2 separate regions of the Mus musculus genome follow, and region 2 is linked to region 1. The links are chromatin loops, found by intact Hi-C in ENCODE. Cell type or tissue: gastrocnemius. All regions are shown on one strand.

Region 1 (2,500 bases):
GGAGGGACACCATGACTGTGTCAGAGTTTCAGTACCATGTTTCTGTAGTCCTCCCCTCTAACTAGTCAGCTGACCTCCTATCCGTCTGTCCCTTCTTCAGAGGGGACACTACGTTTTATGGGTTCCTTCCTTCGGGTGCACAAGGGCTTGCTCTTCCATGCCCAACACCCCCCCATCCCCAGCCAGCCTGCCTGGAGTTGGAAGTAGTAGGAAGTAGTCTGTGTCTCTCTGTTAAAGGCTTTGAGGAAGAGAAGCTGGGCTCTAGGCCTGGGTAAGAAAGGCTAGGGTCACATTCACGTGTAGAGGTTGGCACACTTCAGCTAGGCCCTAAGAGTCCCAGAAGGTGCCACAGCCCACTCAGGCCTCCCGCAGCTGCCAGCTGCCGGCAGGTTCCCAGGGGAAGTGGTGCCCGACCGGTTGTTATGGAGACAGGTAGTCAGTGTCGGGCACCATCTGCCACTGTTTTCCTCTCTGAGGCTAAAAGGTTGACGGAGATGTTGTTTGCATGGCATAATTCAGTTTGCTCCAGCCTTTCAGGTCTTACCATGGTGGCCCCGCAGTAGCCTGATGTTCAAATTGATGCCCGGAGTGGTATAGGGCACAGTAGCCCTTGAGCACGTCATCCAGTGGTCACCAGAGACACCTTCCTCCTCTCCCCCGAACTTTTGAGTTATTCTTCCATAGAATAAGGGAGAAGAAAGACAACTGGTTCTGCATACCCACTGCTCCGAGGTGCTCGAGTGGGAGAGCTCCTTTAGAGGAGCAGCCTACCAGGGCTAACCTGGGCTTGAGCTCAGAACATGGCACTGCCCTACTCCATCTCAAGCTGTGTGGTCTGAGGCAGGTCACATGACTCAGCCCCTTGAGTCTCAGTCTCCTGGACTAAGCCTCTCTCCTCCTCACTGGCCCCCCTGGCGTGATGAGGCACAGAGGAGTAAGTAGGGAAAATGTTAATGCTCGTTTCTGTGACCTGCCGTGCTACCTGGGTCCCCAGCACTAAAATAATGACAGTTAATTTAGCAGACTATCTTCTCTGATAGCTGAAGACTGATTTTATTCCCACCGCCAGCTAGCCTGGCCGCCTTAACCAGATGGCTCCAGGCTAGCCCAGAGCAGAGGCTGAGTTTAATGAATCACACATCCAGCATTGCCTCTCCAGACACTGGTTCCTTCCTCCGTAGGAGCTTCCGGGTCAAAGGTCATTGGGGAGTAAGCGTCCCCCTCTGCCTGTTTCCTCATGGGATGGGGTCTTAGGGTGTCTGCTCTTTGTTCTGTTTTTACTTCCGGGGTTGGGAACTGAACCCAGAGCCCTACCTACATCTAGGCGATTGGTCTAACACCGAGCTATGGCCCAGTCTCAGCCCTTTGTTTTTTAAAGATTTGTTTTTATTATTTTTAAATTGTGTGTATATGTGTATGTCCCCTGTGTGTGCACACATGCAATTGCTCAAAGAGTCCAGAAGGGGTAGTTGGATCCCCTTGAGCTGAAGTTACGCACAGCTGTTAGCCTGACATGCGCACTGTGAACCAAACTTGGGTCGTCTACGAAAGGAGCCCGGGTGCTGTTTCCCACTGAGACACCTCTCCAGACCTGTATATTTATATAGCTAGCACCGGCTGGCCTCAGATTACACAGCCTGGAACTTTCGGTGTAGACCAGACTGACCTTAAACACAGACATCTACCTGGTTCTGCCTCCCAGGTACCATGTGCCATGGTGTCCAGCTATACAAAGTGCTTTGATCAAATTCTCCTCTCCTCTCCCTAGCCCCTCCCATATCCACCTCTCCTCTTCCCAGCCCCTCTCATATCCACCTCTCCTCTCCCTAGCCCCTCCTATATCCACTTCTCCTCTCCCTAGCCCCTCCCATATCTACCTTTCACCTACACCAACCTAGAGCCATCTTTTTATTTTATTTTTTTTAAATAACCCACCAAGTTCAGTTTGTGTTGCCCATGGACTCGTAGGTGTGGACTGTCTACTGGAGCACGGTCGACCTACTAAGGATGAAAGCCTTAAAGGAAACTGACTCCTTCTCCCCTAGGCTATCAACTGTCAGTCATCCCAGCTAGGGGTGGGGCTTGGGAGCCCCTCCCTCTGTGCCGGAGTGTTGACCGCCTTGATCTTGCTCAGGCAGCCACAACTGCAGTGAGGCCCTGAGTCCAGTGTTCTAACTGTCCCAGAAGACACTCTTTTGGCCCCTGCACGAGCTCATGCCATGAAGAGAGCCTACCTAAGATCGATGTGTATATGAGCCCCTCAGCCTTGGTCATTTTGAGACAGGGTCTTACATAACACAGACAGGCCTGAAAGCTCATGATCTTCCTGTCTCTGTCTCCCCAGCGCCAGGGCTTCCCAAGCCTCTCTGAGTTGGTTGGTACTCAGCAGGGCTCCTTGGCTTCAAGTGTGGAAAATAGAATTTCTGAGTGTCCTCAGGGGGACTGAGTCACGGCAGAGTGGCCCAGTTGACTAAAACAGCCGTCGCTATGGAAACATGTT
Region 2 (2,500 bases), 79 kb before region 1:
ATCTCTCCAGCCCCAAGACCTATCTTAAAAAACAAAAAACAAACCAGCCACACATTTACCACACAGGACACACTGACCTCTCTACTCACAAACTGAGCCACCTACAACGCTGTGGTAAATCTCTGCCGTGTGTGTGTGTGTGTGTGTGTGTGTGTGTGTGTGTGTGTGTGTGTGTGTCTCAAGCTGCATGCTCGAACACACATGTACACCAAACGGGATTCACTCACCGGCTACTCTTTCACAACAGGGGCACAAAGCCTCTTTCTACTACACCCACATGCGTGCCCAACAGGTCACAAATGCACGGCTCACCCAGTACGTACAGTTTCCTGGTCTTTCTTCCTCTGCACCTGCGCAGCGGGCATAAAGAGAAAGTTTCTCTACTGGAGGTCTAAGTGCCCCCGCCTACTGGGCCTTCATTCCATTCCATTTCTCTTTCCTTCTCCCCTCTCTGAATCGCGCGCCTGCGCTGGTGTACACACACACACACACACACACACACACACACACACACACACTAACAATCCCCAAATATAGTCTTCTATCTTTCCACATAAACACACAGGCATTCGAAACTCATCCCTTCCCCCCCTTTCTGTCTTCTCCTCTCTGCCCTTCTTCCTTCTTGCACACAAACACACCCCACAGCTGCAGTGCCCAGGGTCATACTACAGTGCAGGCACCAGGCAGGAGACAAAGGTCGCCTAGGCTCCCAGAACCCCAACTGGGCGCAGGTGGACCTGACACCGGCTCCGTCTGTCCCTCGAGAGGGTCCCGGCGAGGTGTAGATTAGGCACGCCAAGCTGGAGGTTCGGGCCCGCACCCCTGGACCCACCGGTATCCGGGGCAGCTAGAGTATCCAGCGCTCCAGCATGCCAAGGGTTAAGGAGCCCGCGGAGGTGTGGGGGGGAGTCTAACCGACGCTTCTGATTGGCTGTTTCTTCGGGGCCCGCAGCCCCCGCACTTCTGTATTGGTTCGCGGCGGGCCCCGCCCTCTGGCCTGGGCGCCCCAGCCTCGCGCGCCGCCCCGGCAGCTAGCCCTGAGGTTCGAGCGTAGAGCTCAGCCCAGCGCACTTGGAGCTGGAGCCTTAGCGGGAGGTGCATCCTAAGCCCGGCCGTTCGGAGCCCGGGAGCGACGGTGAGTACTCCCGCAGCCCGCTGTGGCTCCATGCAACCCCGACGGTCCCGACAGCGGGGCGGCGATGGCATCCTGGCTGGTTCCTGGCGAGCTGGGCGTCCCCTTTAGCTGAGGCCCGCGTCCCGCTGTTCACTGGCTTGGACCCGGACAGGAGTTGTGGGGGGTGTCCGGTTCGCGTGGACCTTGGTTCTGGGCTGCTGGGCTGCTCCTGGCGTGGAAGACTCGGGGTCGCGTGCTGGATTTTGGGGAAGAGTTGGTGAGATAGGTTTGGGGTGTGCAAGTCCCTGAGCTGAGCTTGGCTTGGCTTGACTTGGAGACCGTGGGCAGCTAGGCCAGGTCGATTCAGAGACGTCAAGGTTCAGCTGGACTTGAGCTCACACCCCGCATAGTCCGAGTGGCTTTGGGATTCGAGAACATCGTGGGAGACTAGGGCACTTTTCTCCTACACTGATCCTGCAGTGGCTGCCTGGCTCATGGGAAGGGGAGAGATAGCTCAGAGAGGAGGGGATAGTCTGAGGTTCTGAGGGTTATCTGGTGTTCCCAGCATCTCCCAGTAATGAATCCTCAGAGGAGGGCCCAAGTGCTGACTCCCGTGGTCCAAAGCACCACGGTAAAGGGGTCCTTGAGGAAGAGGGCTTCTTTGGGGGCTCAAGCCTCAAGCCTGATATCCATCTAATCCAGATCTGGCTGCTTTTGAGAGCTTCGGAGTGATGAGTTGACTCTCTGGCCTAGAGCCAAGGCCTCCGGTTACCTCTCCATCTCACCCAGGGCCATTTGCTTCTTCTCTCCCTGTGGACCTCTGATTGCCTCTCCTAGAGCCGAGCTCTTGGCGTGTGTACTGGACCCAGGACACCCTGTGTGGCCTGAGGAGATCTGCCTGGGTTCTCTGCCTTTTGGTCCTAGAGACTTGCCTACATCTGTGATGTCCCTTCCATGCCTGAGGGGTTCGCTGAGAAACAGAGGGGCATCATGGAGAGAGCTGAAGATGCTCCAGAGACAGCCTCAGGACCAACCCGTGCCTGGTCAGAAATTAAGTCTCCCTTAGACAGCCCTTTTCTCTCTTACCCACTGGCGTCTTTCCCCTGAGACATCATTGGTCTCTCTGGAGACCGATGACTTAATTCTCCCGCCCCCCCAAGGTGCCCAGAGATCATCTTGGACCCGACTTACCTCCCCCATTAAGAATCTCCCAAGAGCTGGACAGTGGTGGCGCTCACCTTTAATCCCAGCACTTATGAGGCAGAGGCAGGAGGATTTCTGAGTTCGAGGCCAGCCTGGTCTGCAGAGTGAGTTCCAAGACAGCCAGGCCTATACAGAGAAACCCTGTCGCGAACTCATGTCTAGTTTCATGGCCGGGGAATG

What was found. Hi-C counts contacts between places; a loop is a spot of excess contacts. Peaks named below come from ENCODE experiments on the same cell type or tissue, not always from the same donor. Only the 100,000 strongest peaks of a DNase experiment are listed, where the experiment ranks them.
Region 2: it touches region 1 in a loop (3-fold over the local background); 32 of 42 quality-filtered maps call a loop at or near these places.

The regions. Positions count from the first base shown.
Region 1 is chr4:137,939,839-137,942,338 of GRCm38, forward strand. The region is part of intron 8 of Ece1 (endothelin converting enzyme 1); the gene reads left to right. Among named protein-coding and RNA genes, the nearest start is that of Gm52683, 32 kb to the left of the region's middle. In gastrocnemius, a CTCF peak has its summit at 1,437; DNase peaks (open chromatin) are centred at 391, 868 and 2,127; H3K4me3 peaks cover 497 bases; H3K27ac peaks cover 2,500 bases.
Region 2 is chr4:137,861,244-137,863,743 of GRCm38, forward strand. Ece1 (endothelin converting enzyme 1) reads left to right here and starts at 1,037. Exons shown (of 19, transcript NM_001369179.1): 1 at 1,037-1,138. In gastrocnemius, no CTCF peak of the experiment used is centred here; DNase peaks (open chromatin) are centred at 953 and 1,863; H3K4me3 peaks cover 2,500 bases; H3K27ac peaks cover 2,340 bases.